Regions from separate parts of the Homo sapiens genome. Here regions 1, 2, 3 and 5 are each linked to region 4. The links are chromatin loops, found by intact Hi-C in ENCODE. Cell type or tissue: IMR-90. All regions are shown on one strand. Each heading gives the region's core, and the rest is flanking DNA. Links, peaks and the distances in the headings are about the cores only.

The links. Peaks named below come from ENCODE experiments on the same cell type or tissue, not always from the same donor. Only the 100,000 strongest peaks of a DNase experiment are listed, where the experiment ranks them.
Region 1: a loop joins it to region 4, with 5 times the contacts of the local background. A loop is called at or near these places in 2 of 110 quality-filtered maps.
Region 2: it touches region 4 in a loop (8-fold over the local background); 2 of 110 quality-filtered maps call a loop at or near these places.
Region 3: it touches region 4 in a loop (2.5-fold over the local background); 2 of 110 quality-filtered maps call a loop at or near these places.
Region 5: a loop joins it to region 4, with 9 times the contacts of the local background. A loop is called at or near these places in 8 of 110 quality-filtered maps.

The regions. Positions count from the first base shown.
Region 1 is chr16:72,122,220-72,127,219 of GRCh38, forward strand. It overlaps PMFBP1 (polyamine modulated factor 1 binding protein 1), which reads right to left. Exons shown (of 21, transcript NM_031293.3): 15 at 3,749-3,913; 16 at 3,019-3,186; 17 at 2,548-2,715; 18 at 1,327-1,430; 19 at 695-769. Among named protein-coding and RNA genes, the nearest start is that of DHX38, 31 kb to the left of the region's middle. RefSeq lists enhancers at 2,613-2,722, 2,733-2,792, 3,337-3,838. In IMR-90, for the core only: a CTCF peak has its summit at 2,845 (motif pointing right); a DNase peak (open chromatin) is centred at 2,862.
Region 2 is chr16:73,953,283-73,959,409 of GRCh38, forward strand. No RefSeq gene overlaps it. Among named protein-coding and RNA genes, the nearest start is that of PSMD7-DT, 260 kb to the right of the region's middle. In IMR-90, for the core only: a CTCF peak has its summit at 3,505 (motif pointing left); a DNase peak (open chromatin) is centred at 3,509.
Region 3 is chr16:73,411,899-73,418,025 of GRCh38, forward strand. The region is part of intron 1 of LOHAN2 (lncRNA oncogene in head and neck cancer 2); the gene reads left to right. It also overlaps a transcript of ZFHX3 not described here. Among named protein-coding and RNA genes, the nearest start is that of LOHAN2, 28 kb to the left of the region's middle. In IMR-90, for the core only: no CTCF peak of the experiment used is centred there; no DNase peak of the experiment used is centred there.
Region 4 is chr16:73,054,434-73,060,560 of GRCh38, forward strand. It overlaps a transcript of ZFHX3 not described here. Among named protein-coding and RNA genes, the nearest start is that of ZFHX3, 9.4 kb to the left of the region's middle. RefSeq lists enhancers at 770-1,282, 3,122-3,854 and silencers at 3,185-3,584, 3,865-4,084, 4,165-4,254, 4,335-4,444. In IMR-90, for the core only: CTCF peaks have their summits at 3,253 and 3,963 (motif pointing right); a DNase peak (open chromatin) is centred at 1,708; H3K4me3 peaks cover 3,747 bases; H3K27ac peaks cover 3,905 bases.
Region 5 is chr16:72,784,935-72,791,061 of GRCh38, forward strand. ZFHX3 (zinc finger homeobox 3) reads right to left here. Exons shown (of 10, transcript NM_006885.4): 10 at 1-3,914. The coding sequence ends at 2,230. All of the region lies in intron 3 of ZFHX3-AS1 (ZFHX3 antisense RNA 1), which reads left to right. Among named protein-coding and RNA genes, the nearest start is that of ZFHX3-AS1, 120 kb to the left of the region's middle. RefSeq lists an enhancer at 3,584-4,199. In IMR-90, for the core only: no CTCF peak of the experiment used is centred there; a DNase peak (open chromatin) is centred at 2,687; H3K4me3 peaks cover 990 bases; H3K27ac peaks cover 981 bases.

The DNA of each region.
Region 1 (5,000 bases), core at 1-5,000, 930 kb before region 4:
AATGATCTCATTCTTTTTGATAGCTGCATAGTATCCATGGTGTTACGTAAGGCATGGTTGTTTTCTAAGTGTTCCCTAAGAAAAGGTTGGGAAGCGCTGTCCTAAGGCTTGTTGTTACTTGTTACTTTGCCACCTCCAAAATCTCAGTTTTAGGCCTTCATACCTTCACCTCCATTCTCAAACTGGTAACACTCCTCGCATACCTCCCTCTTAGTGGACCCAGCTTTGACCATGAGGGGAAGCAAGACCACAGGCCCCCAGATGAGCAGGTGGAACAGAAGGGCTCCTCCAACCTGGCCTGCTCACCTGATGATTTCATGAAGAGATGTTCCTTGTTTGTTCCTTCACTTGGGATCTGTTAGAGCATCTCAGCCCCTGCCCTAAATAATCCAGTCTGCCTTTCAGTGCCTGTTCCCTGCTTAGCACCCTTGACCTCTGAGAACCATGAGAGCAGGAAGGAGCAAAAAGACTACTAAACTCCCTTTGGATTTTTGGTGAGAGAACTAAGGCCCTGAGAGGTCAAGTGATATACCCAAGGTCACATAGATGCAGATTCGAGACCTGGGGGTCTTTCCAAAGCACCAGGCCTTTCCTGGGCTGATCCCCCTATCAAGGGCTAAAGCCAGCCCTGGCTCCCTGCTGACCCTTCTTGTCAGCTCCCAGGAAGCAGCCAGGGTGGTTTAAGATGACTTACTCCTTTTCGCCACTCAGCTTGGCAATGTATTTCACCTGCTCTCGGAGCTGGTTTCCTAGTTTCTCATTGGCGACCCTGTAATAAAATCACAGGAGAAAACAGCAGCCAGTCGCCAGCCTCCCGCGAGCAAGGGTGCAGCTGGCTGAATGGGATGCTGGGTTCTCAGCAAGACTGCTGCTGCATCCCACGTCCCCCACGCATCACCCCGTCCGCAGAGCTAAGGCCTTCCTAGCACCTGGGGATTCAGAGGACTCTCTGAACTCAACTCCTATGCAAAATCCTGTGAGCCCCAGGTGAGTTCAAGGGAATGAGTTCAAGGGGGCCAGGCAGTGAAGCTGGATCCTGGGATGGGAGGAGGATATCTGAGCCAATGTCCCCCTTCCTTCTTGCTGCCGAGCAAAGCACCCCTTCCTTCCTGCCATCGCTGTTTCCAGCTCAGCAGAGGGCTTTCCAGGCCTGCCTGAAGGGTTGAGCCCTCCTCTCCATCTTATTTCCATCCCTTGGGTGTGGGCTGAGACTGGATCTGTTTTCCAGGAGTGCAGGGGTGTGTGTGACTAATCTTTGGCACGCATGTGGCTCCTCGGCTCAGTCCAGGCCTCGGACCCTGCCTCCCTTTTTCCTCCCATACTCACTTCTGCTGTTTTGCCCATTGCTCCAAGTTGGTCATAATCTGATCATTCCCTCGGTAGAGCCTACAGGTGTCTTTGGGCACAGACCACTGGGGCAGGCAGCAGGGCTTGGGTACAAGAAGAAAACGAGACAGTCAGAGGTGGGAGCACAGGCCTGTCAGCCCTCCTTCCGAGTCAGGCCTCTTCTATCTCCCTGGGAAAAGAAAACTTGACTCTGCTGTCCAACCCGAGGCCAGAGTTGTGGAGTTGCCACCAGACCTCCCCCTCTGGCTTGTGCGGGTGGCATCTCACACAAAGGTGACATCTCTGAGAAGGCACCATTTATGGCAGAGACACGTAGATTTGTACACTTATAATCACGGTTTTCAGTGTGAAGGCATTAAAGTGACTCCTAAAAAAGAAGTATGCTAAGCCAATTTTCCAACAGATGGAAGAAAAACATCTGGAGGAAGAGGAAGAGATGCCTTCTTTTTCTCTCTTCTTTTTTTTGACACTCTTGCTCTGTCATTCAGGCTGGAGTGCAGTGGCATGATCACGGCTCATGGCAGCTTAACCTCCCCCCCGGCTCAAGCTATCCTCCCACTTAGCCTGCCGAGTAGCTGGGACCACAAGCATAGGCCACCATGCTCAGCTAACATTTAAACTTATTGTAGAGATGAGGTCTTGCTATGTTGCCCAGGCTGGTCTCAAACTCCTGGACTCAAGCAGTCCTCCTGCCTTGGCCTCCCAAAGTGTAGGGACTGCAGGCATGAGCCACTGTGCCCGGCCTAAGATGCCTTCTTTGTAATTCGAGCAAAGGCCCAGTGGCCACCTGAGCTGTCCTGCGGCCTCCTGCCATGAACTTCACTGCTCAGGGAGGTGGGCCTGGGACAAGCCCAGAAGGTCACTTAGTCCATTCTACTGTAGGGTCCAGGGCTGCCAAAAGTGTCAGGATGTACTCTGGAAGGGGACCCAGTGGACTAGGTCAGGGGTAGCTGGTGTACCTGACAGTCTCTTCTCTAGAATGGGGCCTTCGCTCTGCTCAGTATCTATCAACAAAGCCACAAGAACACAGGTGGGTTGAACCAGCAGCTGTGGCTCTTGCTTTGTGCTAAATGGAGGGGGTGACCTTTCCTTTGCTCCCAGGCTCTCCCACCCCCACCAAGGGCTGTCTGGCATTTGGGTGGTCATAGGATGTGCCTGGAGGCACTGAGAGGAGGCACGCAGAAGCCAAGGCATGCCCACCTCCTTATCGTCCTCAAGGAGGTTCTCTTTTAAGGCGGCCATCTCCTCCTGGAACTCCCTGAGCTGCTCCTCTTTGGCTGCCAGCATCTTGAGGTCATTCTGGTGTTGCTTCTGCCACTGCAGCACCTGGCAGCTCATCTCCTCTAGCTTCTTGTCAAAGGCGTGCACCTACTCAGGAGAGCAAAGTGAGGAGGGGGACTCCAGCTGGCCTCCCTGACCGCAGGACCCACAAGGCCAGAGGGTGCTTCCTGGGCCTTGGGATACGTGTTGGGGGTATTTTCTTCTCAGTGGCCAGCAGAGGGCACCCATGCTCCGATCTTTGCTGCCTCTGTCTGAAGTTCAGGGAGCCAAGAAAGTGGAGGGAACCTAGCAGCCCAAGGGAATGACTTAGTGCTAAATAATTCTGGATGCAAGAGGTGACCTTGTGGACCCCTACCAGGAAGGCAGCCCAAGCCCCTGGCAGCTCCTCACCTCCAGCTCACTCTCCTGGTGGAAGCCCCGCAGTTTTCTTAATTCCGTATTGAGCTTTTTCATCCTTTCCTCATAAGCAATGATTTCCTCTTCCAGCTGAGCTTTCTTCTCTTGGGTCTGTGTCAAGCTTTGCTGCAGGCTCTTTGTCTCTGAGGTCACGTGATTGAGCTTCCGGAAAAGACAAAGAGGACGAATGGCTGTCAGAGACTTTGACCCTCTCTGCTGAGTCCTGAATGGAGGAGGGTTCCAGTCCCTTCCTGTCCTCTGCCCAGGGTGACACGGACGGTCACCTTGCCTAGTCTCCCAGAGAGGGGTGGGAAATGACAGTGGTTGGTTTTCTGCACCCTGCTTTCTCCTTCCTACCCACTCCCTCCATTTCTTCTCTTTCCAATCCCATGAATTGATGGGCCAGCCATGATCAGCACAGGATGGGGCATGAATTTCCCTGACAATCCAGACTTTGGGAAAACCTTGCCCCCGAGTCACCCATGGGCAGAAAGGCTTGCTAGATTTGGTTTTGATCTTTGTCCTCTTCCTCCGCCCTCCACCCAACTCCAAGCCTCACAAAGAGGAAGCAGGCCTTCTCTGCACAGACATCCCAGCCCACACAAGGGTTTGAGATGGCCCCATTGACAGTCAATAGGCAGGAAATTGGCTCCTGTGCTTCTCCCGCTACCTTGACGTTTCCTTGCCTGAAAACAGCCCTGGAGACTAGAGGGTGTGGCCTCACCTTCTCGAGGGCTTGTGTCAGGTCATCCTGGCAGGCGGCTGACTTCCGGGATAATGCATCATAGGCTTCTTTGGTGATGGTAGTCTGGAGATAGTGCTTCTCCTTCTGCAGAGCTTTGTCCAGCTGGGCCTGCAGGCTCATTAAGGACTCCTTCTGAAGGGCTATCTTTAAGGAGGGAGAGCAGAACTGTCAGGGTGCCAGGTCAGGGTCATAGAGGCATTCTCTGTGCCTATAGGAAATGAACAAGAGCCAAGCTCTCTCCTGTCTGCAGCAACCTGCAGAGTCCGTGTTAACACTCACATCTTCACTTCACCACTGTAAAAGGTAGAGCTGTCTTTCCAGGCTCTTTTGCACCCCTCAGCCACATCTCTCTTTCTAGTTAGCATTTCCCTCAAACAGCAGGAGTACCAGCGGTGCTGGGGCATGATATGCCAAGTACACAAAAAAGTCCCTTTCACATACTCTGCAGCCTTTGATAAAGACCTGGAATCCGATTTGAGGTTAGTGGACATGATAACAACATGTCCTTTGTGTTTTATGCCTCACTTAGTTCCTGATGTAATTCACTAGACTTGATGTGCCAGAAAGCAGGACTGTGCCTGTGTTTTGTTTCCTGCTGTTTCCCCATTGCTGTAACTCAGGGCATGGCACATGACAGAGTTTCAGGAAATGCTCAAAAATGGTCTTTGTTCTGTCACGTGAAATATTGCATTTTTGGAGTTAGGGATCAATTGATCAACATGTTAGGGAACATGTAGTTCTGGTAGAAGTGTGTTTAAAAACTGAAGTCTGTTTTCAACATCGTAATGAGTATTCATGGTATAGTTAAAAGGAAGTTGGGATCTGGAGTCAGAAAAATCTGGGTTGAGGTCCAGGTTCTATCATTTACTTATTTCTCTAGCCTCAGTTTCTGCTTCCACAAATTGAAATCATTTTAACTGTTTCGTGGAGTTTTTATGATGATCAAATGAGGTGATATGTGTAAAAAGGGCTTTGTTTTACTATACGACTATGAGTTACTGTCACAGACACACACAGAAACTAGCCTTCTTATATACTTTAAGTACAGGACAGAGATCTGCTTCTGAGTCTGGAAGCCAGAGGGAGACCTCAGAAATTCATATGCCTGACTTGTATTCTTTGGTATTCTAGCACACCTGCATCTGAAAGTGGCCATGCACACAGAAACACATTCTTTTGGGTTTTCTTGTTTTATCTCCAGTAACTGATCAGTGCTTCAAGTTTATTACTT
Region 2 (6,127 bases), core at 588-5,587, 900 kb after region 4:
TGGTGGGAGCACTAAAATCCACTCTCAGCAATTTTCAAAATAAGACACATGATTATTAATATAGTCACCATGTTGTACAATACACCTCTTGAACTTATTCCTCCTAACTGAAATTTTATGTTCTTTGACCATCTCTCCAACCTGCAAGTAGGCACCATTCTATGCTCCAATGAGTTCAATTTTTTTAGATTCCACATATAAGTGGGGTACTGAGGTATTTGTCTTCCAGGTTCATCCATGTTGTCACAAATCACAGGATTTCTTTCTTTTTTAAACCTGAATACTATTTCATTGTGTGTGTATGTATGTGTGTGTGTATATATATATACACACATACATATAGAAAGTATATATACATACAGAAAGTATGGTGTGTACATATATATCCATACCTTCTGGATTAATTTACCCACTGAGGGACACTTAGTTTGATTCCATGTCTTGGCTACTGTGAAAAATCCTGCAATGAACAAGGAAGTGCACACATCTCTCTTCAACATACTGATTTCATTTTCTTTGGATATACACCCAGTAGTGGGATTGCTGGATCATATAGTAGCTCTGTTTTGAATGTTTTGAGAAACTTCCGTCCTGCTTTCCGTAGTGACTGTGGTCATTTAGATTCCCATCAGCAGCTCCAGCACAATGTTTCCTTTTTGCCCCCACAACAGGCAGAAATCAAGATATAAAGAGAAACATGGATAGAAGAGATGCTTTCCCCTTTCCTCCCTCATTAACCCATGGCTGCCTCCATAAATGGAAAGAAGACTGGATGTGAGCATTCTATGATGTTTCAGACACTCACTGAAAATTACATAGTTAAAATAAAGACCAGAGTTGATGCTACCATTTCTGCCTGAAGCTTATCCTGAAAGTAGCTCTGGGGAAAGAGTTCTCTCTCTAGGATCCAAAAGTCATGGAGGTAGGTTTGACGTCCTACTATGTCCCACTACTTGTTGCCTCTAGGTTGGGAATTGTCATGTGGTTTAGGTGCCTTAAGATTCTTCCAGTGTGAGATGTGGGAAGCTGCTCCTTGTGACTTGCTCTGCCTTTTTCCTGGTGCCAAATACCATTCTCAACCTCCAACCTCCCACTCCAGGCAGCACATCCTGTCTTTGGACAGCCCGCCATGCTAGTGTCTGCCATCCAGTAGTCACAGGCCATCTTCCCGCAGGTTCCCAACAACCTGAGAGGCTTATTAAGGAGACAGCAACAGAGACTCAAAGAGGTTAGTAATGTTGCTTTCAGTCACAAAATCAATTAAGGGGAGAGTCAGGATGCCTATGCTTTCAAGTTCGACTGGCTCCAAAGCTTGTCTTCTAAGCCCACAATGCTATTTCCTTAAAAGGACAGAAGGTTCTCCCTTCATCAGGAGCTCATTCATTCATTTTCTTCCCCCTGAGAGCCTCCATGTCCCAGCCTGGAGTTGGGCATGCTGCATAATCTCACCCTGGTCTCCTGGAGATAACGTTTCCTCCTTGCTCTCTTAGAGTAGGCAGGAGAATATGATATTTACAAGAAAGTGCTTTGATGGGGGTGTGGGGATAGCTTGGATTTGAATCTCAGGTCATCTACCTATTTGCTGTAGGACCCTGCACTATACTTCCTTATACCTGTTTCCACACTCTTCAAGTTGGCATAATAATATTCTATTTCATGATAACATACAAAAATAAGTTTTGATTCTAAACCTAGAATATAAAACAGTGCCTGGCACAAAGAATAATATATATACACCTACTAAATAAAAACTACACTCCTTCTCCCCCAAGATTGTCGTGATAGAAATGCATCATTCAGGGAGCAAGAAAAAAAGACCCCACCACAGTTCAAGATGCCACTCAAAGCATAACACTCAGGCCATGGCCTATTTGGTTTCTACATCAGGTCTGCCCCACCCACCTTTAGCTTTCAGTGGACTAAAGACAAAAAGGGTCTAATGCATTCCTGGCGGTTTTTCAAAGCATGGCAGAAGTGAGTCGGGTTTATAAGATTAATTCTTTTCACTCTAGGCAGTGGGTCATATCAGAACCTTCACTCAACCAACTCAGTGGATAATCTCCTTTTATTACTTTCAATCAAACTAAGTGTCTGCAATCTGTACAATGGCCACCAATTTAGTGGGAAACAATAATTTGTAGAGCATGATTATAAAAAGATGAGATAGAACACAAGGTCCAGATAAGCATCCTGTAAGTTTGTTCCTATCTCATTGCATAGAAAGCTTTTATGACCCAAACTACATTAGGGACATACAGCTGTTCTGCTATGCTAAAAATCAAAGAAAGAAATAGACATTGTTCACAGATCAGTTTCTTATTTAAATAAGAGAAACAGCCTATTGGTTAAATTCATATCCTTTGTCATACTCACATGGAGCGATCCATCGCTCGTACAAGTTAAACATGAAAAGATTTCATTGTATAAAAACCAGAAGCTTCTTTTAAAAGATAATAAAATTCTAGTTACACAACTGGACAACATCACAAAGCCGTCTGGATTGTGGAAACCACTCTCTTCCCGTGATGGATAATAAGGCATGGGGTTTTGCTTGCTTTGATTAATTTCAGAATATTGCAGAGAACCCGCATAATCCCTAAGATAGCAAAGGAGAGAAGGAGAAGCGATGGGCAATGATAAAAGCGTAGTAATGGAGCAGGAGCTGTGTTTCCTCTGCTGTAGGAACGCTCCCCTCTGCACCGCCGCACCCACCCTCCCCGCAAAAAAAGAAACCAATTTCATTTTGGCAAGTACTAACCACAATAAGAGTCGACACACAAAAATGTCCTCTGGCTCTGGGGCTTAAATTATATGCACCGAGGCCGAGCAATGCAAAACAAAAACTATGAGATGTCTCCATGACTGTGATCAGATATATAACATAGCTGGAAAACGTACATTTCCCTTTTTTCAAAGCACAGCAGCCATTATTTATACAAGTACTGAATATGGAAAAGGCTCTGACAAATTTACAGTGGTGTTTGGATGGATGAGGATGGTGGATGATGGATGAGGGAGACGGAGGATTCCCTTATTAAAGCATCAAATTCTTCCCTAAATATCAAATAGACATCTTAGCCACAACTGCACTGCTTCTTGCTCAAAATTACATAAACCAACCCTGTTAAATGTTTTTCTTTAATAGGAAAAGGCAGGATTTTCTCCTAATAAATATTGTTAATTTGGACTCTGGCATTACGTACCTTTCCTTTTTTGCATAATGTGGACTTCAAAGTGTATGCCTGTCAAACAAGAATAAATGTGACAATTCACAAATATAAATGAATGCCAGCAAAAAACTGAGGCACAATCTCAAGCATGCTATTTTGTTCTAAAATTTTAGTAAATAATTTAAGTAGATATAATCTTCCAAGTGTATTTTTGGTGTCTTTTTGACAGGACAGAAGCTCTGAAGGGGCGGAAACTCACCATTCACTATACGATTTTTTTATCCTGTGCCCAGATTTTAAAATATACAGAACGTTAGAAGCACTGCAGTGCCCACTAGTGGACACATCAGAATCACAGCTGCCTCCTGTCCTCTTTCAATGAAAACCAGTCCAAAGGCATTCACCATAGTGGAGTAAAAAACAGGAAGAAAGAGTATGAAATAAAAAGCATCTGCTTTAAAACCCGTTTGCGTGACCATTCACTTCTTATTTTATCTTTACAATGATAACAGAGGCATGCACAAAGAGAAAAACTTTCTTCTGCGAGGCTCAACTTTTCTATCATTTGATCCTATTGTAAAGTCAATGGTACACAGAGCTGTATTTGGCGGCACTGAAGATACTCTTTAAATGAATAAAATGCTCTGTGTTTAATGACTCTTGACCTGGAAGGAGTTAGGATATAACATATAAAAGTTCGTCTCAATACAAAGAAGTGCGTCTTTACAAATTCTAACCAATCCTACTCCAATCAAGTTACCCCTTGTTACTTGGGGTAACCCTTGCTCTGCAGCGAATTGTTAGCACAGTCTCTTTTAATAGTGACAGATCCTGTCTACTCATACCCTGTAATGACATCACTAGAAAAAAATCTTTGAGCATTAGCACAATGTACATGTAATCCAACAGCAATCTGATTATAATTTACCAGAGAACAATGTTTACACATTGCAAGTGTTACTGATTCCTTTTTTAAAAAATGAAAAACAAGCCTCATTTTGTATTTTAATGTTTCTGTTTAAAAACAATGGTGATTAAGTCCCATGAAAAATATATTTGACAGATAAATCAAAAGTTATTACTTTAACTTGATTTCTAACTAATTCGTTGATTTTTAAGCAGTTTTATGAAGTCTGATTGAGAAGAAATAGGAGACATTTATAAAACACCATCCATAAAACTGTAAAACAACAAAACATTCCTAATTCAATTTGACCCAAGACATCTTATTTAAAAGCATGAGTCTGTTAAAAGAACTAACACAAGCCATGGAAACTAAGGCTATAATTGTTTTTAAGATTCTAGAAGTACATAGAACTTAGGCTAGATATTTTATTCTAACACATGTGAACTGGAGATATTATAGCTTATCGGCAAATCATCTGGGCTTTACTGCTTACTTTATCTTATAGAGCACTTTAATGGGCCTAATCTGCATTTTGGAGAAATGAGGAAACAGTGTAAAGACCAATGACCCTCCCCAGAATTTATTCCGCAGGTCCAGTCCCCTGCTTTGTTATACCTTCTCTAAAAGGTCCCTGCCCTGGCAGCTTTCAAATCCATTAGAAGCCTACAATAAGGTACCATCCTACTGTAATAAACAGTGTCATGGGGTGGTGGGGAGAGGAGGGAAAATTAGAAAGTGGTCAAAGATAGTCTTGGGAAAGCTATCCTAAGAAAGAACATTTGAGGAAAATCAGCTGGGCGTGGCAGCATGCGCCTGTAGTCCCAGCTACTCAGGAGGCTGAGGCAGGAGAATCACTTGAACCTGGGAGGCGAAGGTTGCAGTAAGCTGAGATAGTACCATTGCACTCCAGCCTGGGCAACGGAGCAAGACTCCGTCTCAAAAAAAAAAAAAAAGAAAAGAAAAGAAAAAGAAAAAGAAAACCAAAAAACTAGCATGTTCACTTTTCCTTCAGCCCTGTAAGAGTAGGGAGGACAGTGATCTTATGATTCTGGAAAATTCAATAGGGGGCACGTAGGCGGTGTGTAGCTTCCTCCCCTTTGCCTTGCTTTTGCATTTTGTTCTTGGTTCAAAGCAATTAACTCATCAGACATTTTCATGGGCTGTTTCTGGTAAGGAATAAGTGTATGGAAATAACAAAATACATATGAGGGGAAAAGGGCACAGGGAAAAGTCAGTATATCTCCTAACAGCATTCCCCAAGTTCCCAAAATATCATTCCCAACTACAATTGGAGTTATTTGAAGAAACAAAAACAGACAGTAAATAAACTATGATAAATACCAAGAAATTAGTCTTCCTACCTTCAGGAAAAAGTCCAACAGGGCTTCTATGAAATGAATCAAATTTTGCCTTGGCACCAGGCTACAATATCAGCACCAAAAATAGGACACTTTTGCTTTAAAAAAACTGCCTCTCCTTTTTCAATGGCTTAAATTACCTGAATGTGTTTGCAATTGGTGGCAGCTGTTTGGCTAACGTATGGTATGGATTTTTTGATATATTTAAGGGATTCTTTTTTAACTAATCAGAGAATTCTCACCAACACCACTCTATGTGCTTTAGCTAACCTCTGTTTTCAAACACTCCATTAAGAATATACCTTCTTGGGATGTCTTCTTGTACTCTAATTCTTCCTGTACTATATATAATTTTTACAAGCATTGTTCCTCAAATTGTCTTTTATGGAATACTAACTGCAGATTTCAACAGGTATTCCTCAGAAAATGAGGGAGCTCAACGGACAGGTGAGTTTGGAAATCATTTGCTTAAACAGTTTGTTTACAGGTAAGAGCCTTGAATACACTAATAGATGCTGTCAACCTCCAGTAGGTTAGACAGAGTATGTCCTTGGACGTTCATTTCTAAATAAAGCACAGATTGGAAAATATCAACTTCAATCCATATAGTTCAATACCATAGTAACAGTAACAATAATAATGGTGATAATAGAGCAGCAAATAAGCCCCTAAGAGTCCAGTACTAGCACTGT
Region 3 (6,127 bases), core at 688-5,687, 360 kb after region 4:
TGCCTCCATGTGTGGAAATAAGTCTTTCTTGGTTCCTTTGTTGATGTATTTAGTTTCTATTGGGGCTAAAACTTAAGGAAGAGCAATTAAAGACCTCTAAGACAGATAGGCAGTCTTCCAAAGACTTTCCAATAAAAATAAATATCAGCCAGGATCTGTGGCTTATGTCTGTAATCCCAGCACTTGGGAGAGCGAGGCAGGTGGATCACTTGAGCCCAGGAGTTTGAGACCAGCCTGGGTAACAAGATGAAACCCAGTCTTTACAAAAAATGCAAAAATTAGCCGGACATAGTGGCGCACACCTGTAATCCCAGCTACCTCAGGAGGCTGAGAAGGGAGGATCATCTGAGCCTGGGAGGTCAAGGCTACAGTGAGCCATAATCACGCCACGGCACTCCACCCTGGGCAACAGAGTGAGAGACTGTTTCAAAAAAAAAAAAAAAAAAAAAAAGTAAATGTCAGAGAATGTGTTTGTCTCCTGAAGTCCCTGCACTAGTGCACACTGTACCCATTCCACCTGAATTGCCATGGCAGACCAGACCCTTGCTCAGTTTGTCATGGCCATGTTCTTTGTGCTTCCCTCATTCTTGCTTACAGTAGACAACTCCCTCCCCTCCCCTCCCCTTCCTTTCCCTCCATCATCCACCTTATCCTCTTCCATCCCGGCCTCATACTTTGCCTCAGGGCAAGGTCTGTAGTGTTAAGACTGCCGATGGCCTGAGAGAAGAGGCCGATGAACCCCTGGGGCTGCTATTAGTATCGGACTTTAGACACATTACAAGTTAAATAGGCTTTTGTGGGCTGGCGGGAGATACAACCACCATGCGTGATACTGTTTCTGGGGGAGTATTTCACCCAGGTTCCGAACAACAGACTTAAAATGAACTTCTGCAACATCATAGCCTATTAGTACATTGGATTCTTCCAAATTCTAGAAGATAATTGGGCTTTCTTATTTGCAACGTGTTTTCTTAGGGCAAGATCTATATCTGTCTCTCTGTGCTACGCTGTTGAAGAGCAATAATACAGATGCATTTATGGATCTTAACAGGAGCGATCAACTCACCAACTATAGCTAAGGGCCCACCGTGTGCAAAGTACTGGGGGAAAAATGTATAGAAAGCTGCCTTGCAGGAGTTCACAATACAGTGTGCGTGTTGGGCACGAAGGTGGAAATGGGGCAAATAGATGGATTACTGGCGATTATGAATGATATCAGAGAAGGCCACAGAGATTCAGAAAATAGCAGGACTAGAGACATTCTTATGAAGAAGATGGTTTGGAATGAAAGTGAAAAAATAGGTAATAGTTCAAGAGGCCCTTGCCATCAATGACGTGGGATTCCCCAGGCATTCCAGACACAGAACAGAGCAAAGAACAGCACAGGAGTGAGAAAGTTCAAAGGAAACTTGGGAAACAGAGGGGAGGCTGGTTTGGGTGAAATGTGACCTGTACATAAGGGAGTGAAGGAGGATGAGGCTGGAAGAGTGAGTTGGGACTGTGTTGGAGAGGGCTCTGGGCACCTTGCGGAAGGACTGCCATGTAATTGACCCCAAGACATAGCAGGCCTGCGTGTGGACAGATTGGAGGGCAGTGAGACCAGATGTGGAAACAGCACTTAGAAGCTCCTACAATTAGCAAAAGGCAATCAGTAGCTCTATGCTGGGGGCTGGGGTGGAGGAGAGAGGCAATCGAAGTGAGAACATTGTGGTTTTGGGGAAATCTCAAGAACTCTCCCAGATCTTGGTGCTGATGATGTCATTTATCTAACAATATTATTCTGATACAGTCACTAAACCATCCATCCATCTATCCATCCACTGAACAAGTATTTGCATACCTAGGGGCATTGTTCATGTTATGCATTTGATTTGGAAATTTTTCTACACGTATGTAATGAGTTCAAGGTCAAAGACTGGAGAAACCAAATGTTCTAAGATGATTTGCCCAAGTAAAAATGCTCTGCATATTATAAACAATGTTTCTCAAATTGTGATCATTGGATTATTAGAATGAAGGATACTTTAAGAAAACAAAGATTCAATATTCAAAGTTTTTATGCCTCCCTTGGTAAATCCCAACACCCATACAAATGATCAAAGGCCCTGACAAGTCCTGCAGTTAAAAACAAAAGTAAACAAAAAAACTGTTTAACCTTTCGCAGTTCACACTTTGACCACAGGACTCTTTTACTGAATAATATCTACTAACCTTCCAAGAAACACATTATGAAAAATATTGTTACAAAGTAGTATATAAACTTAAGGCATAGACCTTCAAGTGTAGTTACTCCTTTTAGGTTACCTCTAGCTCCAACCATTACCTGAAAGGTAAATGAAAGGGACCATAATTCAGGGTATAACCCACACAGAGATAATTTCTACCTTTTAACCATTTATTGCTGCATCACAGATTATCGACCACCTACTATGTGCCAGGCACTATGTATGGAATTCACAGTACAGCAGTCACTAAGAGATGTTTGTCCCTGTCTGTAAAGAACTAAACTTACAGTTTAATCAGTAACACCAAATCTTCACTACAAGGTGGGACAAATTGGCCACTCGTTCTCCTACCCTCACTTTCCCTGTGATTCTCCAACTTATATTTACCAAAGCAGTTTTATTACAGTGATATTTCAAAAGTTCTTTATTTAAAAAGGGTAATTAAGAGGTAGGATCCCACTGGGGGAAATGAGAGGCCAAGATGAGAGAATTGCTTGAGCCCAGAAGTTTGAGACCAGCCTGAGCAACATAGGGAGACCCCCATCTCTACAAAAATTTAAAATAATCCACCAGGCATGGGGGCACGTGCCTATGGTCCCAGCTGCTTGTGAGGCTGAGGTGGGAAGAACTTGAGCCTGGGAGGTTGAGGCTGCAGTGAGCTGTGATTGCGCCACCGCACTTTAGACTGGGTGATAGAGTGAGATCCCGTCTGAAACAAAACAAAACAAAACAAGAGGCTGGATCCCAAACCAGTACATTCCTCTATTAGCCAGCAGAGGTGAGAACAGACTAGCTAGGAAAGGAGTTTCACAAGAACTGGCTCGAATAACCCCAGCTGGGGACAAATTTTGATTTTCCTCATCTCTGGATTCTTCTCTCTCTTTAACAAAGACCACTACCCATGATCAATTCCTGGGTGTCTAGCCCAATCCAGCATTCACAGTTCATTCCTGGGAGCCAAAGTTCCCTTTTGTAGTTCCAAATGTTTCTCTCTCAGTTTTTTATTTTATTTTTTTAAAATAATGACCGATGTTCTAAAATCAGCTAGCAAGATAGGCAAAATAATCAGTAATTTCTAATTGTATATTTAAAATATCAATACGAAGTGGTTCTGGGCTGCAAACCAGAAGAAACAGACTTGGCTTATAAGACATTAAGAAAATTTTTAGTCTTGAGGTCTGCATGTTTTGTGAGCTTTATATAGAGGATAAAAGTGAAACTTCAGCTTTTAAGCCATGCTGTTAAAAATTATATTTACATCCAGTATAATTCTGCAACCATTAAGCCTTAAATGGGTATTAAGCCTGATTCAAAGTAATGAAACAGATGGTGGAAACACACACTATGGATTCTTCAATCTGGGGAGAAAAGGGCTGATTCATCTGTTTCAAGGGCCAGGCAAAGATAAAAGACTTCATCCCAAATGGAGCTGCTTCCTCCTCAAACCTTAGCATTCCCTCCAATGTATTTCTCCGTGTGGAAAGTATTATTAATGTCAGTATCCCCAGTGCTTGTAAAAGATTCATAGGCCATTTCCTCCCCTTACTGAATTCCCCTGTCTGTCCCGTCACCGCCCCATGTTCGTTCATCTCACTGTTGGGCAGTTTGGTGACGCCAGTTGCAGATTCCATCACAACCCAGCTGCCTGTCATAGGATCACAGCATTTTAGAGCTGGAAGGGGCTTAGAGATGGCATTTTCAGAAGAGAAAATGGGGCTGGGCACAGTGGCTCATGCCTGTAATCCCAGCACTTTGGGAGGCCAAGGTTGGTGGATCACCTGAGGTCAGGAGTTCAAGACTAGCCTGGCCAACATGGTGAAACCCCATCTCTACTAAAAATACAAAAATTAGCTGAGTGAGGTGATGGGCACCTGTAATCCCAGCTACTCGGGAGGCTGGGGCAGGAGAATCGCTTGAACCCGGGAGGTGGAGGTTGTGCTGAGCCGAGAGATAATGCCATTGCACTCCAGCCTGGACAACAAGAGCAAGACTCCATCTCAAAAAAAAAAAAAAAACAAAAAACGGAAAACAAACAAACAAAAAACAGAGAGAAAACAGAAGCTCAAAGGACAGTGACTTGTTCAAAGTCACACAGTGAGCACAGACTGGGATCACTGTAGGCATTTTTATTCCTTTGCTTGTCTTCTTTCTCCTCTTCTTTCCCACTTCTGAAAATATTTACAGAATCCTTTATAGGGACCAGGGTGGGAAATTAGGAGAAATTCTACAAGGTGAGAATAAAAATGTTGTAGACAGTCAGCCCAAAGGTTGTGGGAGTGCTGATGAATAAAGGTAGATGGAATGGGAGGACTAGAAAACCAGTATTGGACTCATTCATTATGAAAATTAATTTCTAACTTTAGGGGGAACATGGAAAAGTCCCTGTGAGGATACCACAGTCATAAATGTCGTAGGCAAGACCGGTGCTGCCAGGGGTACTCAATTTAGCAGACGAAAGTTGAGAAGTCGGCCGGACGCGGTGGCTCACGCCTGTAATCCCAGCACTTTGGGAGGCCGAGGCGGGTGGACCACGAGGTCAGGAGATCGAGACCATCCTGGCTAACATGGTGAAACCCCCGTCTCTACTAAAAATACAAAAAATTAGCCGGGTGCGGTGGCGGGCGCCTGTAGTCCCAGCTACCAGGGAGGCTGAAGCAGGAGAATGGCGTGAACTCGGGAGGCGGAGCCTGCAGTGAGCCGAGATCGCGCCACTGCACTCCAGCCTGGGCGACAGAGCGAGACTCCGTCTCAAACAGAAAAAAAAGCAAGTTGAGGAGTAGGATATTATCATCATCTCAACGTACCTCCCAAAATATACTTAACAGTTTCAAAGGGAAAAACAGTAACTTTGCGGCATGAAAACCTGGCAGATACCACCTTACCCAAGTGACCAAAGGGACTATCAGTTATAAGCCAAACTGACATCACGCACCCCGCATATAATACCCTGAGAAGGGCACGTCACCTCTGCTATTGCTGCCCAAAACATACGCATGTCTTCGATCAAATCATGAGAACCTTCCTATACATTCTATCCAGTCATGGAGCAATACTTTTTCAAGTGTCCAGGTGTGAAAAACAAGGGAGGACTGAGAGGCTGTCATAGATTAAGGGAGCTGAAGGAAACACAGCTAAAAGCTGTCTTACATTTAGGATTGTGGATAGGATCCAAGAAACAGGACGTGAGTGAAAACACCGGTGAAATCCAAATACAATCTATACTTTGGTATTAGTATTGTACCCATTAATTAAGAAAAGGAATTTTTTCTTTTCTTTTTTTTTTTTTTTTTTGGAGACAGGGTCTTGCTATGTCGCCCAGTTTGTCTTCAAACTCCTGGGCTCAAGTGATCCTCCTGCCTCAGCCTCCTGAGTACCTAGGATTCCAAGTATGCACCACCATGCCCAGCCGATTTCCTAATTTTGATAGTTGCACCACAGTTATCTAGGATTTTTATCATTGGGGAAGTTGGGTGAGGAATACACAGAAACTCTCTGAACAATTTTTGCAAATTTTTTGTTGTCTAAAATAATTTAAAAATAATTTTTTAAAAAGGAAAAAGAGGCTGGGTGCGGTGGCTCACGCCTGTAATCCCAGTACTAGTACTTTGGGAGGCTGAAGCGGGTGGATCACGAGGTTGGGATATCGAGACCATCCTGGCTAACACAGTGAAACCCCGTCTCTATAAAAAATAAAAAATAAATAAAAAAATAAAAAATTAGCCGGGCATGGTGGCAGGCGCCTGTAGTCCCAGCTCCTCGGGAGGCTGAGGCATGAGAATGGCGTGAACCCAGGAGGCGGAGCTTGCAGTGAGCTGAGATCGCGCCACTGCACTCCAGCCTGGGCAACAGAGCGAGACTCCATCTCAAAAAAAAAAAAAAAAAAAAAAAAGGAAAAAGAAAAG
Region 4 (6,127 bases), core at 463-5,462:
CCAGGAGGATTTTTTTTTTTTTTTTTTTTTTTTTTAGGAAATCCACACTTTTCATTATTATTGTTATTATACTCTCATCCGAAGTTTATAGCTCAAGAGTTTGAATTCTAGCTTTTCTGGGGTTAAAGGTCTAAAATGAAAATTAATTTTTTTGGAAGAGGTGGCGAAGAGACAATACAGGGGAAGAGAGGGGTAGCTTATTTTAAGCAAACCAAGAAATTTGGGAGAAAAATCACAGAGGGAGAAAGAACTTGGTGGGGGAGGGAATAGATGTCTGCCGACCATATTCACAGCTGCCGCACTCAGTTTACATTGGTGTAATTTAAAGGCATATATATAGCCGCCGTTGCTCCTCTCTGTAATACCCCAAGACTGTAAATCTATAACCACTGCAATGATTTAGTGATTAAAAACATGATAACATATTGTGTAACTGCAAACCACAGAACCCCTGCCAACTCTCTCTCTCTAAGATAAAGGGGAAAAAAATACAGAAAATGTGTTGCTTGCAGCCATCTTCCTAAACCCAAAAGATTTTAATAAAAGAACCTATACAGCAGACGAATTGGAAAGGGGTGAGTGAATTCTGTGTGAAGCCAGCAAAGGGAGAGAAAAAAAAAAAAGGCAGCTTTATGTGGGATTCTTTTCCTTGTACTAACAAATTACGACCTAAACATGCCTTTTCTTTTCTCTCTCTTTTTTTTTTTAATAGTTTGTTGTAACTGGAATAACTGGTCTTGTGCACTGTCTTGCATATTCAAAGCTGCTTTGTAACCGGATCTAGAGACCCAACCTTATTTGCCTGAACTCAATAGGGTTTTTTTCTCCCCCTCCTCCCGGGTTTTGTTTTGGATTCGGTATTGTGGGTTTTCTGTTGTTGCTGGGAGCCTATGTCTATGCAGGCATAGGCTCTGGTGCCTTTAAACCACAGACCAAACACCTGAAAGGGGGAGGCACAATTTGTACAATGGCAGGAGGAGCCTAAAATATACACCAAAAAATAAAATCAAAGCAGCTGTAGGGGTTTTGGCCTCTGAGCAGCTGACCTGACCCCGTTCTGTATATTCTTTTATTTCCCCATTGCAGGATTCCTGCACCTTGGGTCAGATTCAAACTCAATGTGACCCTGAGGAGAAGGCAGTCACAGAGTCCTGAAAAGCTGCTCCATATTTAATAGGGGTGGGGGAAGTAAGTGCATATGCATCCAGACTCCCCCAGTGAAGACACCCACACGGTGCAGACGTACGCGCGCGCGCGCGCGCGCGCACACACACACACACACACACACATACACACACACACACGTCAGGACTGCCAGGCCATGGGACCAGCTCCACCCCAGTTTTCTTGGCCCACACCACTGAGAGCCTGAACTCTCTTTGCGGGCCCCCCAAATCCTCATACCTACAACTCTACACACACACACACACACACACACACGCAGAGAACACCACTCCTCCAGAGACTTTGTATGTTTAAAAAGTCCACAGATCTGAATCGCCTCCTCTCTGGACCGGAGCAGGGCAGTTTATTCAGAGAAATCAATAGGAAAGAGCATTTGCAAATATTTATATAAGCCCTGTGCGTTTCAGCATTAAGTAATTAAAAACTAAAACCCGAGGAGGGGGAAGGGAGACACACAGACAGAGGAAGGCTGCTGGCCTAGAGTAGGTTTTCCTGCCCACACCTCATCTTCCCAAACCGCAGTCTTTTCAAAACTGACTCCGTGTACACTTTTTACGAAATCCTCTTCGTACACCATTTGCTAGACTATTTCAAAATCATCTCCAAATATGGATTCACCTACCACCAAGCTTTCAAGACTGACTGTGTCTGTATTCTATCTCTCTTCTCATACACACACAGCAACTCATACTTTTGACACTGCGTCAATCTCTAGTATATTCTCTTTTATTTTCCTATCTCTAATATACCTGCACTAGTTAAAAAAAAAACAACAAACCTAACATTGTAAGATAAGAAGAGGGCCCCCCAAGTGCCCATTCAAGAAGCAAACTCCCAACCCCTAGGTCTCCTGAATACCCCCCACTCCCCTCAACCCACAGGATGTCTACACTTTGGGGGTTCAGCTCCTGAAACCCCCACATGTAAACAGATTTGGAAAAAAAAACAACTTCAGCAAAATGGAGTTTTAGAATGAGCTACTATGGAGTGGACTTCCCTATATTGTTCCGGAGGGCAGGGCAGTAAATTCTGGTTGTTCTCCCTCTAAATCCTCTCTAAGAAGCCAAGCAAGGCGCTGGAGCACCCACGCTGCAGATATTGTAGAAATTTACAGTAAATGTAGGTACACGATTGCAGCACGCTGCCCTATTGATTATGCAGATTGTGATCAATCTTCTCCCCTCGCCCACTGCCCAAGCCTCTTTCGGAGGACCTCCAAATAAGTTGGTCTGCAACTAGCTATTCTCCCAAAGTAGGGAGGAAAAAAAGTAATTTTTTAAAAAACATAATAAATCCTCAATTGTCCCCACTGAAAGGGCTCGAGTCTTTTTTAAATTCCAAAGTGAATTTATGTTCTGTAATTTGCATTACAGCCAAGCGATCACCGTCTGTCATATTCTTCAAAGGTACTTAACAAACTGCCTTTTAAAAGTCACTAGAACTGGAGGCCAGAAAAAGGCAATCAGCATGCTCCGTCCATACAGTGCTTAGATCAAGTTTCAATAATTGAGACCAATAAAAATTGTCATATTTACCCTACTTGAAAGCAACAAGGGGGAAAAGTTAAGACTGGGTGCCTTTTGAAAGCGCTTGTAATCAAAGAATTTGCCACAGTCCAAAGAATAGCACAACATTGAACAAAAGTCAGATTCTGAGCAACAGCTTCACTCGCAAAGTGATATATACATATTTTAATTCAATAGTTATACAAGAACCCTCCGAGTACTGAGTCCATACACAACTTAATTATATACACTGCATGAAATACACTTAGATCTACTCTCCAATAGATATGCAAAAAGACGGACATTAAAATGCATAATGTAAAATTCAGGAACACGGTTTTTGCATCGAGTGGAGCCGGGCGAGGGGTGAGAGTGGGGAACCCAACGTAAACAATCCCAGATTCGCGAGAGCAAAAAAAAAAAAAAAGAAGAAGAAGAAGAAAGAAAAGAAAAAGAAAAAAGGCATCCTCGGATGTCTCTGAGCTCAGCTGGCGGAAGAAGGCCGGCCGGGCGAGGTCTGGCCCTGGCCAGCGGCGCAGCCCCGAGCCCCCGGGAGCCCCTAGTGTCCAGGGCAGAGTCCCCTCTGGGCGCTCGCGGCGCTGCCAGTGGGGCAGGGCGGAGAGCGCACAGGTAGAGGATCGCGCGGCCGCCTCGCCCCCTCCGGGACCCCGTGGCTCCGAACGGGCTCCCGCGTCGCCGGCAAGTCGAGCCCCAGCGCGGAAGGCGCTCGCCCGGCCAGCGGTGGCGGCCGCGGCAGCAGCAGTGGCTGCGACCGCGGCGACTGCTCCGGGCCGGGTGCGCGCCCCGCGCGGCTGCTCAGCCCGGGGCCCCGGCGCCTCTCGGGGTGGGGCAAAGTTGGGGGCCGGGAGCGGCGGGGGCGGGGGCACTCGGCACCGCGGACCCCCCCATACTCCCCCCACCGCCGGCCGCCGCCTTTGTCTCCGAGCTGGTACCCCGGCCGCCCTCCCGCCCTCGGCCCGCGCCCCGGCCGGCCCTGCCTGGCGGCGCCTCCAAACTCGCCGCGCGGGCCTCGCCCCGGGCGCCTCCACCCTCCCGGGGGTCGCCGGCGGCCGGCGGCGGCGGCGCGGGGCCGGGGAGGAGGGGGCGGCCCGGGCTCGGCGGCGGCGGCGGCGGCAGCGGCGGGAGGAGGAGGAAGAAGAAGAGAAAGAGAAAGTTTGGCGTAGGGGGAAGGCGAGCGGGACGCAGCGAGCGAGCAGGGCGCGGGCGCGGGGAGCGCGGGCGGCGGCGGCCGGGCGCGAGAGCCGGGAGGGGGCAGGACGAGCCCCATGCAAAGCAGCCCGGGCGCCCCGAGGAGCCCCGCGTCCGGGCGGTGGCGGCGGGAGGAGGAGGAGGAGCAGGCGGCGGCGGCGGCGGGAAAAAAAAAAGAGGGAAAAGTTGCCACTTACGCGGTTGCTTCTCCGGCGGCGGCGGCTGCAGCGGCGCTGCTGGCGACGGCGGCGGCGGCGGGAGCTGGCGGCGCTTTTAATCCCGAAAAGAGGCGCTCGGGCCGCGGAGCCCATCAAGGCAGCAGCGGCGGCTGGCGGGGGTCGGCGGCGGCGGAGGACGCGCTGCTGGCGGCGGCGGCGGCGGCGGCGGCGGCGGCGGAGCTGGAGCGCGCTCGGCGGAGCCCGGGGCGGGAGGCGGCCGCAGCCGGGGAGCCGGAGCCGCCGCCGCCGCTGCCGCCGAGCAGCATGGTTGGCGGGGAGTTTACAGCCCCCGGAGCGGGCAGGGGCCACGGAAGAGAAGCGGCGGCGGCGGCGGCAGCGGCTCTAGGCTGTAATTGGGATGCAAAGCAGGCGGCGGCGGCGGCTGCGGCCGGGAGGAGGAGGAGGAGGAGGCGGCGGCGGTGGCGGCTGCAGCGGTCGGAGGGGACGCGCTGGAAGTGGGAGCTGATGAGTGAAAAGAAAAAAAAGTCTTTGGATCTTTATTCTGCTAATTAGTTTCCTGCAAAAAATGGCTGTGATTAATTCAGTGCGCATGTGCTTCATTACCCAGGCACGACGGGAAGGGCTAATTAGCCACCTTCTGGATCAATAAGATTCAGCAAAAAAGAAAAGGGGGAGGTGGAGGGAGGCAGAGGGGAGGAAGGGAGGAAAAAAAAAAAAAAACAGGGGAAAGTGATGAGCAGGGCAAGGAGAGCAGGAAGAGAGGATGGGAGAAGAGCCTAGAAGAGGGAGAGAGGCTCCAAAAGTTTATGCATGTATTAAAAACACACACACACACACACACGACACACACACGAGCGCGCGCACACACACACACACACACACACACGCACACACACACCGAGAAGTGGAATGCATAGGAGCAACAATAGGAACCTGGCTAAGAATCTTTTTAAGATTTTTTTTTTCCTTTCTTCTTCCCCCCCTTCTCTTTTCTTTCTTATTATTTTCCCCTTTCTCTCTCTCTCTCTCTCTCTCTCTCTCTCTCTCTCTCTAAGCAAACGCAGCAATGTTTAAATTAACTAGGAAAAGAGCATCTCCAAAGAATGGGGGCATTAGTGGAGGGGGACAGCTTAGAGTAAAGGTTTAAGTGAAAGAGCAGAGACTTCGAATAGAGACCACTTTAAATTGCAAATCTGAGATTTTTTAACTGAAGGAAAATTACCTCCCCCCAAATCAGAGGACGAATGAAGAAAATATGGAGAAAACTTTAACACATACCATAGACTAGACAAAAAATATATGTTAATTTTGTGTTCTGAAATAAGACGCAATCGGTCTTCTCTGGTTCTTTAGAAGGAGAGAGGAAGAGAGGAGGGGTGATTAGAAGAAATAAAAGGGAGAAAGTGAATCAGAACTGAAAGGGGATAACTTCAGGAAAGACAAGAAAAGGAAAAGTTGCACTTGGAAACAAGTCCAACTTTCTACCTTTCTGGACTTAAGAGAAAAGTAAAATCAATTTTCTCGTGTGAAACCTGGAAAGCAGATGTTTTCAAAACACAGGAAGCTATTTTGCCATCAAAAGCAGGGATGTAATAAAGGCAGTGAAAAATAATTTCAGACTGAATTCATAAGAGAGAAAGCCAATATATTTAAATATAGAGGAAAGGCCTAGGGTGTAGAAAGGGGAAATTACATACCCCTTCCCTAATGCCAAAAAAAAAAAAAAAAAAAGCCTTACAGCTACCTCCAAGAGTTTGGAGCACAGTCACGAAGCCAAAGGGCTTGAAATGAGAGGATGGATTTCAGATAAAGACTAGGAGCGGTACATCCCACTAGAGCCCAAAGGAGATCCCTGGAATCAAAGACAGCAGCGAGGGACCCTACTACTGTACCGATTCCCAGTACATCAAAGCCATCACTTAGGCTGGTGCACGGTACCTCCAAAAAGCAAGCAAACAAACGCAGGAAGAACAAGAGTCAGTGTCTGTCTGTCTCTCTCTCTCTCTCTCCCCCCTCTTCTCTGTCTCTTCCCCCCCCTTTCAAATCCTA
Region 5 (6,127 bases), core at 675-5,674, 270 kb before region 4:
ATCCATTTTCAGATCTTGGAATGCTCCAGTCTTTTGCAAAGTCGATGAGTGGCTTCAGCACTGGGGAAAGAAGCCCGAAAGGTGACCAATGGAACCTGTATTCACAGTCTTCAAAGTTCCCTTTTGAAACATAAGGAAGAAAACGAAGGGAAGAAGGATTTCACACTTTGGGGGCAAGGGGAGATGGTTTCTGTTGATGTTTAGCTATGAAAGTGAAACAGCAAAGCATCTATTTATTTGTCTCCAAAATCTATGTTTTAGCAGCACAAAGTTTTCAAAGTTCAGACCATTTATTTATTTTTCTTTTTACATGAGAAAGGGTGTGTGTTAACAGGAATATGGATATTAACAGAAACAAGTGCCTCACATACAGTTCCTTTTTTGCTTTCTGTACACTGCTATCTGCTGCTTTGTTGGCTGCGCTCTGGATCACTCGCTGCTCAGACTGCCTAACACAAGGACAAAACTTTGAAGTAAAAAATGTGTCTTTTGGTATATGGAATTGTCATTAACATTTGCCTCTCTGCTTGCAGAAGAAGCACATAACAACCTGGGAATCTTTTGTTTTTCTCTTTCTTTTATTAAACTAAGTCTTGTTTGTTTAAATCAGAAACAAATTCTCAAGTAACAAGAACCCTTTCCCTTTTTTCTGCATCAGCAGTGAAAGGGTGTGTCTTTGGATTTTATTTAAAGCATGAAATTTTTTTTTCTGAGAGAGGAAAGAAAAAACAAACACAAAACCAAAAACCAAATCCCTAACCAAAAACTTTTTTTAGAAAAGAAAAGTACACAGCCAATTACACAAATGGAAACAAATCCTTTAGTATAGAAAAAAAAAGAATATTTGAAGCTCCTACCAAACAAGGAGGAAAAGAAGGGGTACAAAGAAAAAAAAGCCAAAAGAAGGATAAATAAAAAATAAATGCACAAAGCTAACAGACACAGGTAACTAGAATTATATGCCTTTAAAAAGTTTCAACTCCCCAACCAAAAATAATCTGTGAGGATCCTAATGACCCCTAGAATCCCTTGAAATTCTTTCTTTAGTTTTATAAAATAATTCTGCAGCTCCCTCTAAGAAATGAAGGCAGCTACCTTAAGTGGGAGATTATAGGACGGGAGGTGGGAGAAGGAAAGAGAAAGTGGAATTAAGGGACAAGAAAGAGAAAGTGGAATTAAGGGACAAGGGGAGAAAAGCTTAGGCGAATCAACGGATTGCAATCTATCATCTGCTAGGAATGAACAAGACAACATCAAATGAGGAGCTGTCAGCTGGACCATACAAAAAGCTAAATGTACACAAAAGGTTTTTTTTTTTTTTTCCTTTTAAATCTACCATACTGCTTCAGTTCATTTCCAATGCAACAATCTACTCAACACCAAAAATGGTCATATCTATCATAAATACAGAAAGTCAGTTTTTAAAACTTATTTTTTTTAAGCTACAAGTCCTCAACACTCTTTGTGTGTGTGGGTTATTATTTTTTTTTTTTTTTGAAAGTGGGAGTGCTTAACTTTTCCCCTTGAAATTGGCTTCAGCAGAAAAGCTATCCTTAAAAATCCCCAGAAAGCTAAAGCAGTTCACATTGTTTTTCTTGAATACTTTCTGCCCATTTTTAAGTTAACAAAACAAAAAATCTTTTCTGGAACAAAAAAAAAAAAAAAAACTGAAAAAACAATAATATATAAAACAATGATTCTGAAAACAAAGTGTGAGCGATTGACCTGAGAATAAAAAGACATTACATTTCTTTTTTTCTTTTAGCAAGCCATTGGTATCTGAATGCTAAGATAGCAAGAAATTTAAAACTGTAACAAGGTGGACTGCTTTCCCATACAGTGCATGCCGGGCTCCTCTGTGCTATCAGCGTGGGGCGTTTATTGAAAAGGGGCAAATATACAAGGGGTTTAAGCTCCAAAGACATTAGGGAGGCCCTGCGGACTTCTGTTTCCCAGACCAATAGTACCTTCAAAAGGACACAATGTAACAGGGTTAGGGCTTTTTTTTTTTTTTTAATATTAAAAGAAAAGAAAAAGACAAGAATGTAAAATCACCGGCATAGATAGGTATATGGGAAAACAACCCACGCTTTTTCTTTTTTTTCTTTTTTTTTTTTTTTTTGTTTTTTGGTTAGAAGCTTTGGAATTGCAGTTAGTCTATTTTTGAAATTGGTTTGTTATTAATTTTTGTATTTAAATTCATTTGTTTGTATTGTTCATCTTCAAAGCTTACAATCTGAAGGTGTCCGTTCCTACACTGGTCAGACCACTGTCCTTGGGGCAGCTGGGGTCTTTGGGACCCTCCACCGGGCTCGCCGGTCCGTCGGACTTTTGGCTGAGATCCGTGTCAGACTCCTCCGAATAGTCGTCTGTTGGCATCGAGGGCTGAACCCCTGAGGTGCTGCATGAACTTGAGGTAACCGTTGAAGATGAGGAGAGAGGAGGAAAAGAAGGGGGCTTCGCTGCCGAAGCCCGGGAGACCACTTGCGGCCAAGACTTCCTGGAGGCGTGGGGGGAAGCGGAGGAGGGGGCGGCGGCCGACGGGGGAGGGGGGCTGTCGTTTGAGTGAGCGGCAGACTGCGAGGTAGATGCGGTGCTAGGATCGGGGAAGCAGGCAGAGTGAGGTAATAAACTAGGGTGCTCTTTGGCGTTTCTTGCTGCTCTCGTGATTGTTCTGTGTTTGTGCAAGGCCGACTCGAGATGTTGACTCAGAGCTTCCTCCCCACAGAGCGCGCTCTCGCACGCCAGGCAGTGGTACGAGCCGCCGCCGCCGCCGCCGCCGCCACCGCCGCCGCCGCCGCCACTGCCACCGCCGCCGCCGCCGGTGGGGACGTGAAGCACCATCTCTTGCAGGTTCACCACAGACTGGCCGAAGAAGCAGAGGGACTTCAGGTGGCTCCTCGCTGCCTCCTCGTCGCTGAAGCCCGCCTGGCACTTGCGGCAGACCAACTTGTACTGCACCTTTGGAACAATGAAGGGGTCGTAGAGGGAGTCCGCACTTTTGCTTTCTGCTTCTGGCTCTTCAGGGAGTTTCGGCAGGAGGGGGGACACCTCACGGGGGGTGTTTTTCTGTTCTTCTGGTTTGGGGGATTCTTTGGCAGGGTCTTTGTCTGGGGAAGGAGCCCCGGGGGGGACTGGGGTTTGGCTTGCTTTGGGCTGCTGCTGCTGCACTTTTTGCTGCTGCTGCTGCTGTAGTTGCCGCTGCTGCTGCTGCTGAATTGCCTCCTGCAGACTCTGCTGGTATTGCTGGTACTGCTGCAGTAGGGAGCCTGGGGACAGCCCCATCAGGGCCTGCGACAGTGCAGGGCTGTAGGGGAACAGGCCTTCCATGCCATACATAGGCTGCAGGTACCCGCTCTGCAGGGCGCCAGGGATCTGGGGAGCATAATAAGGAGAAAAGCCTGGTACAAAGTAAGGAAGGAACTGGCTTGTGAGCAATGCTGTGGGGTCCGAAGTCAACGCGGCCTGCAGGGCCTGCAGCTGTGCAGGGTCTACCGCATACTCCATGGTGGGCAGCGGGGCTGAGATCGTGGCTGCAGTTGCCGTGGGGGCCTCTCCTTTCTCCTTCTTGGGGACAGGCAGGGGTTCCCCTTTCCCTTTGTGTGCCTTTTCCTTCTCCTTTACTTTCTCACTGTCTTTGTCCTTGCGTTGCTGCTGCTGTTGCAGTGGGAGCTGTGGTGTGGGTGGCGGCTGGGCTGCTGGCGGCGGGGGAGGCTGCTGCACCTGTGGTTGCTGCTGCTGCTGCTGCTGCTGGGGGGGTTGCTGAGGGCCCATCGCCATCGTGGCTTGTGCTGGGGTTGGGGAGCTCAGCGACGCTGAGGACGGTTTATTTGGTAATCCAGAAGTGGGGAGGCCAGGGGAAGGAACAGTTGTGCTGGGCAGACCCATCAAGTTCGGCTTAGGAGACGTTAAAGCTGAAAGGAATGGAGACAGAAATCACCGGTCAGTCTGGGCAGGGGTAGGGCTGAAGCTCAAGACGTTTTACCGGTGTCACTGGCACACAGTTTGAGATGTCAAGGCTTGAAGGATCCTCTCAAAACGAACATTTCCAACAGAAGTATCCCACCAGGCTCAGGGCTGGACAACCTTGTATTCTAATGAGGACTCAGTCCTAGGTCAGCTCCCATACTTCCCCTTTCAGCCAAACAACTTCCAGAAGTATCCCACCAGGCTCAGAGCTGGACAACCTTGTATTCTAATGAGGACTCAGTCCTAGGTCAGCTCCCATACTTCCCCTTTCAGCCAAACAACTTCCAGAAGTATCCCACCAGGCTCAGGGCTGGACAACCTTGTATTCTAATGAAGATTCAGTCCTGGCTAGCTCCCATACTTCCCCTTCCAGCCAAACAACTTCCAACACCTTCCTGCCCAATGTGCCACACCCGCTAGTTCACATTTTCTTTGCCAAGTACTCCCAGCTACCATTCACTCTGCCCAACTGCAATTAGTCTAGAGGCCCCAAAGCTAGCTGTTTCTAGCTGGGGCCCATTTGCACCAAAGGCCTTCATCACAAAAATAGTATGGCCACGAGGTCCCCAGAGAAGTTATCTGGAGGAGAGCGGCAACAGGAGAAGAGAGAACGAAGGCAAGAAAGCTAGCACGGCCACATGAACAAAAACAAAACAGGCTCTACAGGTGTTCCTCCTCTCTGACCTCTGTTGCTGCAGCTGACTGGATGCTTTCGGAGGGTAGAGAGAAGATGATGAATAGGAAAGTGTGGAGGAAGGGCCTGGGAAGAAATAAGAACAATCCATTCAGGGAAAATTGCTTCCATGCCTTGGCCCAGCTGACCTGCTTCAACAAGTCTACTCAACAGTATAACCGCCTAGGAATAGGAATCTGGAATCTGCGGGAGAAACGACCATCTTCTTTTCCTGCCCCTGTTTGAATGATACACAGGAGGGCCAGTGGGACTGTAGATGGTTGAGAAACAACCGCAGGAAAAGCAGAAAAGCCATGTCAGAAGTGGAATAGCCCAAGATACTGACACCAATTCCCAAGACATCACAACCTACCCGAAGCACCACTGCCTATGGATAGCAAAGGTCTGACCATATCACCAGGCCCTCATGGGCTAGAATCCCATCCTTGATCATACCCCTAATCTACCACCACTCCCTGCAACGCCTTCACCAACCCGAGAGCCTAATACCCTCCCTGACCCATAGCTATCTCCTGGTTTGAGTCACCAGGTCCAAGGTAATGCAAGAGGGTGTTGCTACGGATGGTACTCCAAGCTTCAGGTGTGTTGAGACTAGCAAGATAGTAGGTAAGGACAGCATGGGGGTGGGGTGCAGTGTGTGCTGGACGATGAAAAGCTGAGAAAACAAAGAGGAGGATCCCACAGGCAACAGCTCTCAGAACACCTCTATATTCACCATATCCAAGAAACTTGATGGTATATACATCTCTTCAGAGGACACCAAAATGCAAAATCAAAATCTTACTTCATCTGGACCTCACCTGCTGGAAAGCTGGGGAAGGAGTTCCATAACATGACACTGAGGAAAAAAAAGCAAGAAAAAGCACTCTGAAGCCCAGACTTGGGGGAAGACTGCAGATTTCTGGCTATCATGGTAGTGTTCACCATCAAAACCCTCAGATTTCAGACGAAAAGAACAAGACTGCTTCAAATTGCCAATCCCAGACAAACAGCTGTTAATACTGGATAGCCAAGGAGAAAGGTTCCTTCAGCATCTCATCATGCAGTGTCCTCAGTGCACATAAGACACCAGAGAAGATATGTGTGACTCTACTCAGAAAAGCTTAGTAAAGACTTGTTGGTTAAATTGGCACAAACAAGACAGAGTAGATTATGAGTTCTAAACTTGGGACATGGCTCTGTCTCCACTAGGCAATGGGTCTGCTCTCAGTGGGGCAAGGAAGGAATATTTAGAGATTTCCCCATCCCCATGGCTCCAGACTTCTAGGAGAAAGATTCAGGTCAAAAAGCCTTAAACTGTGTGTCTTCAACTGATGGTCTATATAAGAGGTTCAAATTTTAAGAAACGTTTACGAATCTCTACTATTTACCAAGCCTTGCACTAGCCATGCTAGACACAGTAGCTCAACACACTCACAACTCTGTGACATCCTTTTTCTGATCTGTAAGATCAGAATCAGGCAA